Linked DNA regions of Homo sapiens: regions 2 and 3 are each linked to region 1. The links are chromatin contacts, found by Hi-C or POLR2A ChIA-PET in ENCODE. All regions are on one chromosome and are shown on one strand. The core of a region is the stretch at or near the end of the contact, and the rest is flanking DNA. Distances in the headings are between cores, read along the strand shown.

Region 1 (2,700 bases), core at 124-2,623:
TTGGGTGACCCACAGAGAACTTGCAAACTTTCTTTAGGGAGGTACTGCTACCTTTGCAAAGAACGTAACTTGGGAAAAACAACCTGGAAATATAAAGAACTCCACAAAGCGTGGCTTTAGTTTTAGAGCCATAATTCCTATCATAAACAGCCTATCAAAAAAAAAATTAACAGTTGCTTAAGGAAATCTTTCATTCTGGAAGCAGAAAAGGAAACAAACATGAAGCATAAAGGGAATAACCCCCAAAATAAAGTTTAAAAAATAATAATTCAGTCCCCCAGCCTTCCCTCTCTGGTGAAGTATGTGATTTATACGGCTTTGCTCTGCAGAAAGCTCATTCTGGGCAGCTCAAGGAAAGAGCCGAGGGAGGGAGAGAAAGAGACACAGGCACAGAAAGGAGAGGAGAGAGAAAAAGAAAATGGCGCAGAGACTAAGTCCCGACCGTCGACAAGGCGACTTTCCCGGGAGGAATCCCGGCCCGGAAAGACCGCCCGAGGCCCGGTGGCGGACGACACGGGGTCTCCGTTGTCCCCTCTTGGGAGGGCCGGGATCTGGAGGAGCTGGGGTCCCCGGAAAGGGGGTCAAGAGGCGGCCCGATGGGAACAATGGGGCCGGTGAGCGAGGAGCCGGGACTTAGTCTCTGGGACGCCATGTCTGTCCTCTGCCCGGCACCGGCAGGGCGCGGGGGAGGCGGCCGGCGGCTGGGGGGCCCCGGAGTCGGCGCAGGGGGCACACTCACCATTCAATCGGAAATCCGCTTCGATCTGGAAAAAGAAAAGGAGAGAATATCAAACAACAGCCACTTTAACCCCTCCGGCGGCGAGCGCGCGCGGCCGGGGTCTGGCTCACCCTGCGCCCCCGGGGAGGACGGGGACCCGGGGGTGGCCACAGAGGGCAGCCATCCCTGCCTCGAACTGTAACTTCGCGGCCCTCGCTCGCGGCCTAGCGAGCCGATCTACTCCGGCAGGCGGCCCCTCACCGGGGGCTCCGGCCTGTCAAAGCTGCCGGGCCGGGGCTGGGGTCGGGGCCTGCGCCGGGGGTCGCGGGACGGCCAGGCCGGGGTCCGGGGCCGCCAGGGTCAGGCCGGGCCGTACCTGGGAATCGTTGTGGAGGTGGTCCCCACTCATGTCGGCCCGGAGGGACGAGCGCGGCGGCAGGCGAGGCGGCGTGGGGGAGACGCAGACGGCGAACCGGCCTGTGCGGGCGGACGGGGACTCCGGAGGCTCGAGGAGGCGCAGGTAAGCGGCGGTGACTGTGGGCCCGAGACTCCAGAAACGGCTGAGGCTGCTACCACGGCGGCGACGCTGCCTGACTGCCGGGCGGGCGGCGAGAACAGACCCCAGCAGTTGTGTAACAGCCTAAGTTCGCATTTGGGCTCACTGCGCCTGCGCGGCCGCTTTTAAACAACACGTCGGCGACGTCAGCGCTCGCGGAAAGAGGCAGAGGGTTGCGGCCCGCCCCCTCGCTGTTCGCCAGACGGACCTGTCTTTGCATCGCAAGCCCCGCCTCCGGACCGTGCGCGCTCCGCTGTGATTTGCATAAGGAGCCGACTCCTCCCACGGCGTCCCACCCCAAGCAGCCTCCCCTTCCTCTCCAGACGCTTTTTCTCGGAACCCCAGCCCCTCTGCTAGGCAGTGCGCAGGCGCCACCCGGGCACCGCCTCCGGACCAGGGCTGGCCGCGCAGCCACGTGGTGGGCCTTTAAAGGCCGCGGCGGGACCCAGCAATCTTGGGCAGAGCTGGTATCCGGCGTCCGCATCTCCTTGGAGCGGCGAGTACCTTGGCAGCTGGGACCCCAGAGGTCTCCCCAGCGCCTCCTTTCTTGCTAAGCCGACCCTGAGGCCGCCTGGTGGGAGGAGTCCCCTCCCCAGCCTTTGTCCAGGCCCTCCAACTTCTGGATTATTTCACGCCCACTTTTTAAAAATTATTTTAATTTTTCAACCAACCAAGGGTCCGGTTTAACCCCAGTTTTCCGCCGAGTACATGTAGCCCTGGGTCACCAAGGGTCTGATTTCTTTGGTTCATTCTACAAATACTTATTGAGCATCCGCTATGAGCCCAGGAATTGTGCTGAGGGAAGGGGGAATGCAAGAGACCAAAGGGAACTGAACCTGTCTCTATCCGCCCCTGTATCCCTGGCATGCTGGGAGGACGGGGCAAATGGGGAATAGAACTACCGTTTATAGAGCATCTATTCTGTGCCCAGCTCTGAATTCTCACAATAGCTCTGTGAGGTCGCCTGTATTACAAAAGTCAAACTGTCCTAAAGACAAGGGACCAACAGCCAGCTACCTTGCATCTATAGTTGGATACCTCTCAAGCTTCTCTGGGAATGAACTGAACTCCACTCAGCTAGAAAAAGCCCCATCCTGACACCTTCCTTTCCCTCATTTCCCACTAGTCCCGCTGATTGCATCTCTTTGCTTCATCTACTTCTCTCTGCTGCCCATAAGCCTTTGAAGTCTGCGTTCTCCTGCTTGGATTAATACAATGTGCTGGCTGGGGGTGGTGTCTCACACTTGTAATCTTAGCACTTTGGGAGGCCGAGGCTGGCAGATCACTTGAACCCAGGAGTTCAAGACCAGCCTGGGCAACATGGCAGAACCCTGACTCTACAAAAAAATACAAAAACTGGCGGGGTGTGGTGGCATGTGCCTGTAGTCCCGGCTACTCGGGAGGCTGAGGTGGGAGGATCACCTGA
Region 2 (2,700 bases), core at 116-2,615, 2.3 Mb after region 1:
TAAGTTATTAAGTCAAGGTCCCATCCAAACTGTCAGCAAATCGTGTTGGCTCTATCTTCAAAGTATTTCCAGAATCCAACTGCTTCTAATGACATTCCCTGCTATCTGCCTCATCTAAGCCACCATCATCCCTTACCTGGGTTATTCCAACAGCCTCCTAACTCGTCCCTGTTTCCACCCTATGATCCAAGACAATTCATTCTCCATACAGCAGTAATAGTGATCCTTTTAAAACACAAGTCAGGTCCTTCTTCAGCTCAACACCCTGCCATGGCTCCCCATTTCACTCAGTAAAAGCCTATAAGGTGTGTGATCTGCCTCTCCACTACCTCTCTGACATCCTCTTTCAGGTACTACTCTCCCCCTCACACAGGCAGCCTTGCAGTTAGGATTAGGGCACACTCCTGCCTCGGGGCCTTTTTACTGGCTGCTCCCTCTGCCTGGACCGTTTTTCCTTCAGATATTCACATGGCTTGCTACCTGAATCACCTCCTTCAAGTCCTTGCTCAAACATCACCTTCACGAGTCCTACCCTGACCATCTTACTGAAAAAATGTAACTCCCTCCTCTCCTATCACGGCGTAGAATCTACTATTTCTATGTTTACTGTCTGCCTTTTCATACTAGAATATCTTTCCATAGTATTAACAGCTCCATAAGCACAGGAAGTTTTGTGTTCACACATGTACTCCAAATGCCTAAAAAGTGCCTGACACAGAGTAAGTGCTCAATACGTATTTGTTAATAAATGGGCTTCTTAACAAACAAGCATATATGCCCAAAGGTATGCTCCAAGATACAAGGAGCAGCATTTTATTCGCTGCTACACCCACAGCGCCTAGCATCTGGTCGACTAAAAGACAATCGGAGCTACTGAAGTGACTGTTACCTCTCCGAGAGCAGAGTGAGCGGAGACGAGACCGCACCCCTCCCCTCAAACCCAGCCCAGCCCAGCCTACTCCGCCCTTCACCTGTGAGGAGACACCCAGGTGCTGGAAGCTGTAGTCCAGCAGCAACTCCTGAAGCTCCAGGTTGACCGGCACGTTGCGGTCGAAGGGCGAGCGCAGCATCCAGCGCAGTGGCTCCAGGCTGCCCAGAGCGTTCCCCACCTGCGGGCCCGACGCGCCCCGTGCCCCGCCACGACCGCGGGCGCACACCGCGCGGAACTGCAGGCGCGGCTCGGGACCTGGGTCCTGCCCGGGACACGCCCAGCCAGCGCGGACTTGGAACGACCCGTTGTCCAGCACCAGCGGTACCGGCAGTGGCCCGTGTGCCACCGGGCCGGCCTCCAGCACTGGGTCCGGTGCGGCACGGGCGTCGCGGAACGGGAACACGTTCGCCGCCATCTTGGAGCGCGCGTCCAGCCCCGCCCCTCGGCGCAGTGTCCGCCCAGACGCCGCGAAACCGCGCCCCCGACGTCACGCCGCGCGATTCAGGCCTTTAAGTACCTCGATGCCCCCTCCCTTCTCGAAGCCCGGCCAGCCTTTCCACTTGACTCGCCTCTGGCTGTCAAGGCTGCTTTCAGGATCGCTGAGACGTACCCATTCTGGCTGCGAAATTCTACGTTTCTTAACCTCTCCCCCAATAGCCTATGAGTGCCCACGCCCCTTCACTCTAGCCGGGACGCCCGGTTTGGAAGCCCCGCCCCAAAGCCTATCGCCGCCAGGCCCCGCCCCTTTCTGGCTGCCAGCTTCAGCGCCGCGCTCGGTGGAGCCCCGCCTCTCTGCCTGGCCACGCCCCATTGCCGGGCGCGCACCGTCGGCCGGGCGCGCACCGTCGGCCGGGCGCGCACCTTCGACCGCCGGCGGCCCCGCCTCCGCGTGGCTGTCTCGCCCTCAGTCTTGCGTCCTGGCTAGAAGGGTCCTTTATCTTTTGACGCTTCCTTTACGTTAAGAAATCTCAAACTCTGCCGACTGTTCAATTTCTTGACTAGGGAGCTGACTACTCAGTTCTGTTCACTTTACTAACTCGCACAGACTGTGTCTTCTCACTAAGACACAGTGTTTTCTCAAACCCTGAGAAAAGACTGCTGATTGTTCCCCAAGCATTCCCTCTCTTTTAGTGGCATCACCTCCCACTCCCACGTGGCCATCCGTCTGGCTGCGATCTAGATGCGCTCATGTGACTAAATTCTGGCCAGGAGCGGGTGGGAGAGGAGGCCATGTGTGTGACCCACTCAGTTTTAGCCCTAAAAGCACTCGTCGCGCTCTATCCTGTCGCATTTCCATCTTTTCACTAGCTAAGGGGGTAAGAATTAGAGCAGTTGTTTTACTACAACCTTTTTTTGTGCAGTGGGGCGATCTCGGCTCACTGCAGCCTCGACTTCCTGGACTCAAGTGATTCTCCCGCCTCAGCCTCCTAAGTAGCTGAGATTACAGGCGTGCACCACCACGCCCAGCTAATTTTTATATTTTTAGTAGAGAAGGGATTTCACTATGTTGCCCATGCTGGCCATAACCATTTTGAAAGAAGAAAAAGAATAGAGCAGCTGCCTTGAATCTACTCTACCAGGTCTATAACACTTCAGTTTGAGAGATAAAATCAAATTAGTTACAAAAGATATTGTAAGCGAGAAATGAAACTCCTAACTTATCTCAAGAACCTCTATTAACAGTGTTTGTTGTTGTTGTTGTTTGTTTTTTTTAAGACGGAGTCTGGCTCTGTCACCCAGGCTGGAGTGCAGTGGTGTGATCTTGGCTC
Region 3 (2,700 bases), core at 54-2,553, 2.2 Mb after region 1:
TTTTATTTTGTGTTTGCCAGTATTTCCCAAGCATTTTAAAATCCATATGTACTACCTTTATAATCAGAACTTCTCAATTTCACTAAAAAACAAAAACCTTCCGCAGAATGATAGCCAAGTGGTAAGAACTCTATTTCTGCTCAAAGTAGCTAGTGCAGAAACAAAGTCTCAACCTGGCTGACCCCATGAAGGAAGTGCTAAAGCTGGGATTCCTGTATTGAGTAGGAAGTTAAATAGCAACAATAATACAAACCATTTTGTTTGGAGAGTGCAGGGGTTGGCACACTGTGGTCTACAAACCAAATCTGGCTTAATTTTATACTGCTTGCAAGCTGAGAATGGCTTCTATTTTTTTTTTAATGGTTGAAAAAAATCAAAGAAGAGTAATATTTGGCAATACATGAACATTACATGAAAGTGGCATATCAGTGTCCAAAAACTAATTGGAACACACGCTCCCTTGTTATGCATTGCCTATGGCTGTTTTGAGGCTCCAGCAGCACAGCTGAGGAGTTAGACAGAGACCATATGGCCACACAGCCGAAAATATTTCTTATCTAGCCCTTTGCAGAAAAACTTTGCTGATCCTCAGGGTAATGCTTTTCAGCTAACAAAATATGTTCAATGGCTGAGAGTGGTGGCTCATGCTTGTAATCCAAGCACTTTGGGAGGCCAAGGCGGGCAGATCACCTGAGGTCAGGAGTTCGAGACCAGCCTGGCCAACATGGTGAAACCTGTCTCTACCAAAAATACAAAAATTTAGCTGGGCATGGTGGTAGGCACCTGTAATCCCAGCTACTTGGGAGGCTGAAGCAGGAGAATCGCCCGAACCCGGGAGGCGGAGTTGCAGTGAGTTAAGATCCCACCATTGCACTCCAGCCTGGGCAACAAGAGCGAAACTCCATCTCAAAAAAAAAAAAAAAAAAAAGTTCAAAACCACAGTCTCATTTCACCCTCACAATAAAAGTCTCCTGGTCCCTGGTAGGAGAGGAAGAAACAAATATAAGTCCAAGGTGAACCCTGGGATCGTGGCCAGGAAGGGAACAGACAGATCGGGCCCAGTTCCTTCACCTGTCAAGAAGTGAAAGGTGCACGAACCTCCCCCGAGAGCCTGCTGTTGCTTCTGGCTGTCCCCACTGTCTCTACCCCCGGCCCCAACTCAGCCACCTCTCCCCTCTGAAAGCAGCCACATTTCCTGTCAAGAGCGTGACCTTCTGAAACCTGCATGGTGGAGGCTGCAGCTGCAAAAAGGATGGTATTTTTATCCAGACCCTGCTTCCTGTTTGCTTCGCTGGGGGGTTTTGTTTGCGGGTGTTTGATTTTGTCATTTCTGATACAGACTCGGTTCCCATGTCAAAACAAAACAGAGAAGTCTGGCTCCTGCAAGGTATGCTGACTGCCTTGCAGCCCCACCTGCCTGGGGGGCCCTGTCCTGCTACTCTCCCTGCATGCTGCACAATCTCCTGTGACTTCCAGATACCCATCTTCTGCCCGTGCAGCAGCAGAAACCAGGGCAGCTGGGTGGGCAGAGAGGAAACAGGAGCATTTCTGCTGCAGGAAATGGAAAAATCCACTCTCTTATCAGACAGGAACAGCTAGAGAGTAGCTGGCTGGGCCCGGAGGGGAGCAAGCTGCAAGTTTTCCAGGGCTTCTGGAACCCTCTGTTCCTGGCTCAGAGAGGACCAGGACAGGATGTAGGTAGAGTGATGTATGGGACTTGGGAGCCATTTGCTGAAAATGTCCTGAGCTCTCGGACCTGCAGGATGGATCATTTGCTGATGCTCCCAGCAATAGACAAAAATGCCATGGTCTTCAACCCTCGTATCCTCACAGCTCAGCCAGATGTGGGAACAGACAGCAGATGCATATCAGCATCTAACAAGCCTGCGATAAGAAGAGCTCATGTTTACTGAGCACTTGCTGTTGCCCAGCCCTGAGTCTAGCATGTGTAGGAAATGATCTCATTTAATGCTTACAACAGCCCAAGGCAAATGTGAGGCAGGCTCTAATGAGCTCCTATTTTACAGTTGGGGATACTGAGGCACAGTGAGTTTAATTAACTTGCCCCAATCTACTCAGCTGGTAAGAGGCTCCAATACCCCCACACTTGACCCATGCTTGCTCCACCATGAGAATGTATGAGAGAGCCAAACTTGACCCCAGGTTTTAAGAGTTGGGGATCTGCATGCAGCCCAAAGCCTTCCTGTTTCCTCTTCTGCCAGCAAGCCTAGTGCCAGGCTCTGAGCCCAAGGGATGAAAGGGCCAGTCTGACCTTTGCTCCAACCACTTCCACCCTGGAGAGAAGCCATCAAAGCACACTGTTGGGGAATATGCAGTCTACCTAAGCATTGCACCTGGTATGAAGACACACGTGTAGTGGTTCAGAATTCAGACCCCACCATTTCCCAGTGGTTTGATCTCAGATGTGTCATCTCCTCTATCTGAGCCTCAGTTTCCCCATCTGTAGAATGGGGACTATAATCTCATAAGGTTGTCTGAGAATTAGATTATAAAGTGCTGACCATAGTGTCTGGAATGAGTAAAGTGTTTAGCTACTAGCTGGCTCTCCCCTACCCCACCTCCTGGCTCCAGCAGGCACCCCTCAGGAATGTAGGGCCCAGTCTTCAAGCTCCAAGACAACAAATAGCAGCACCAGATACAGTTATCTTTGGAGATCTGTGGACTGACTACAAGATAAGG

The links. Hi-C counts contacts between places; a loop is a spot of excess contacts on that map. ChIA-PET counts read pairs that join two places held with the same protein, here RNA polymerase II (POLR2A). Pooled maps may share reads with other maps.
Region 2: a loop to region 1 is called in a pooled map, with 20 times the contacts of the local background. The contact joins the promoter of ACTR5 here to the promoter of TOP1 in region 1. A Hi-C loop is called at or near these places in 7 of 50 pooled maps.
Region 3: a pooled map shows a loop between it and region 1 (7-fold over the local background). The contact joins the enhancer-like site here to the promoter of TOP1 in region 1. A Hi-C loop is called at or near these places in 1 of 37 single-sample maps with no recorded cell type and 4 of 50 pooled maps. POLR2A ChIA-PET finds 5 or more read pairs at or near these places in 1 of 52 experiments (GM12878).

Annotation. Positions count from the first base shown.
Region 1 is chr20:41,027,495-41,030,194 of GRCh38, reverse strand. TOP1 (DNA topoisomerase I) reads right to left here and starts at 1,373. Exons shown (of 21, transcript NM_003286.4): 1 at 1,095-1,373; 2 at 740-764. The coding sequence starts at 1,127. RefSeq lists silencers at 1,033-1,102, 1,323-1,674.
Region 2 is chr20:38,747,125-38,749,824 of GRCh38, reverse strand. ACTR5 (actin related protein 5) reads right to left here and starts at 1,365. Exons shown (of 9, transcript NM_024855.4): 1 at 972-1,365. The coding sequence starts at 1,346. RefSeq lists silencers at 1,130-1,319, 1,620-1,889 and an enhancer at 1,268-1,769.
Region 3 is chr20:38,874,199-38,876,898 of GRCh38, reverse strand. The region is part of intron 2 of PPP1R16B (protein phosphatase 1 regulatory subunit 16B); the gene reads right to left. Among named protein-coding and RNA genes, the nearest start is that of FAM83D, 51 kb to the left of the region's middle. Within about 2 kb of position 1,303, at least 16 of the 41 ENCODE cell types and tissues checked have a DNase peak (open chromatin) inside an H3K27ac peak, as active enhancers do; they include GM12878, where a contact is called at or near this core.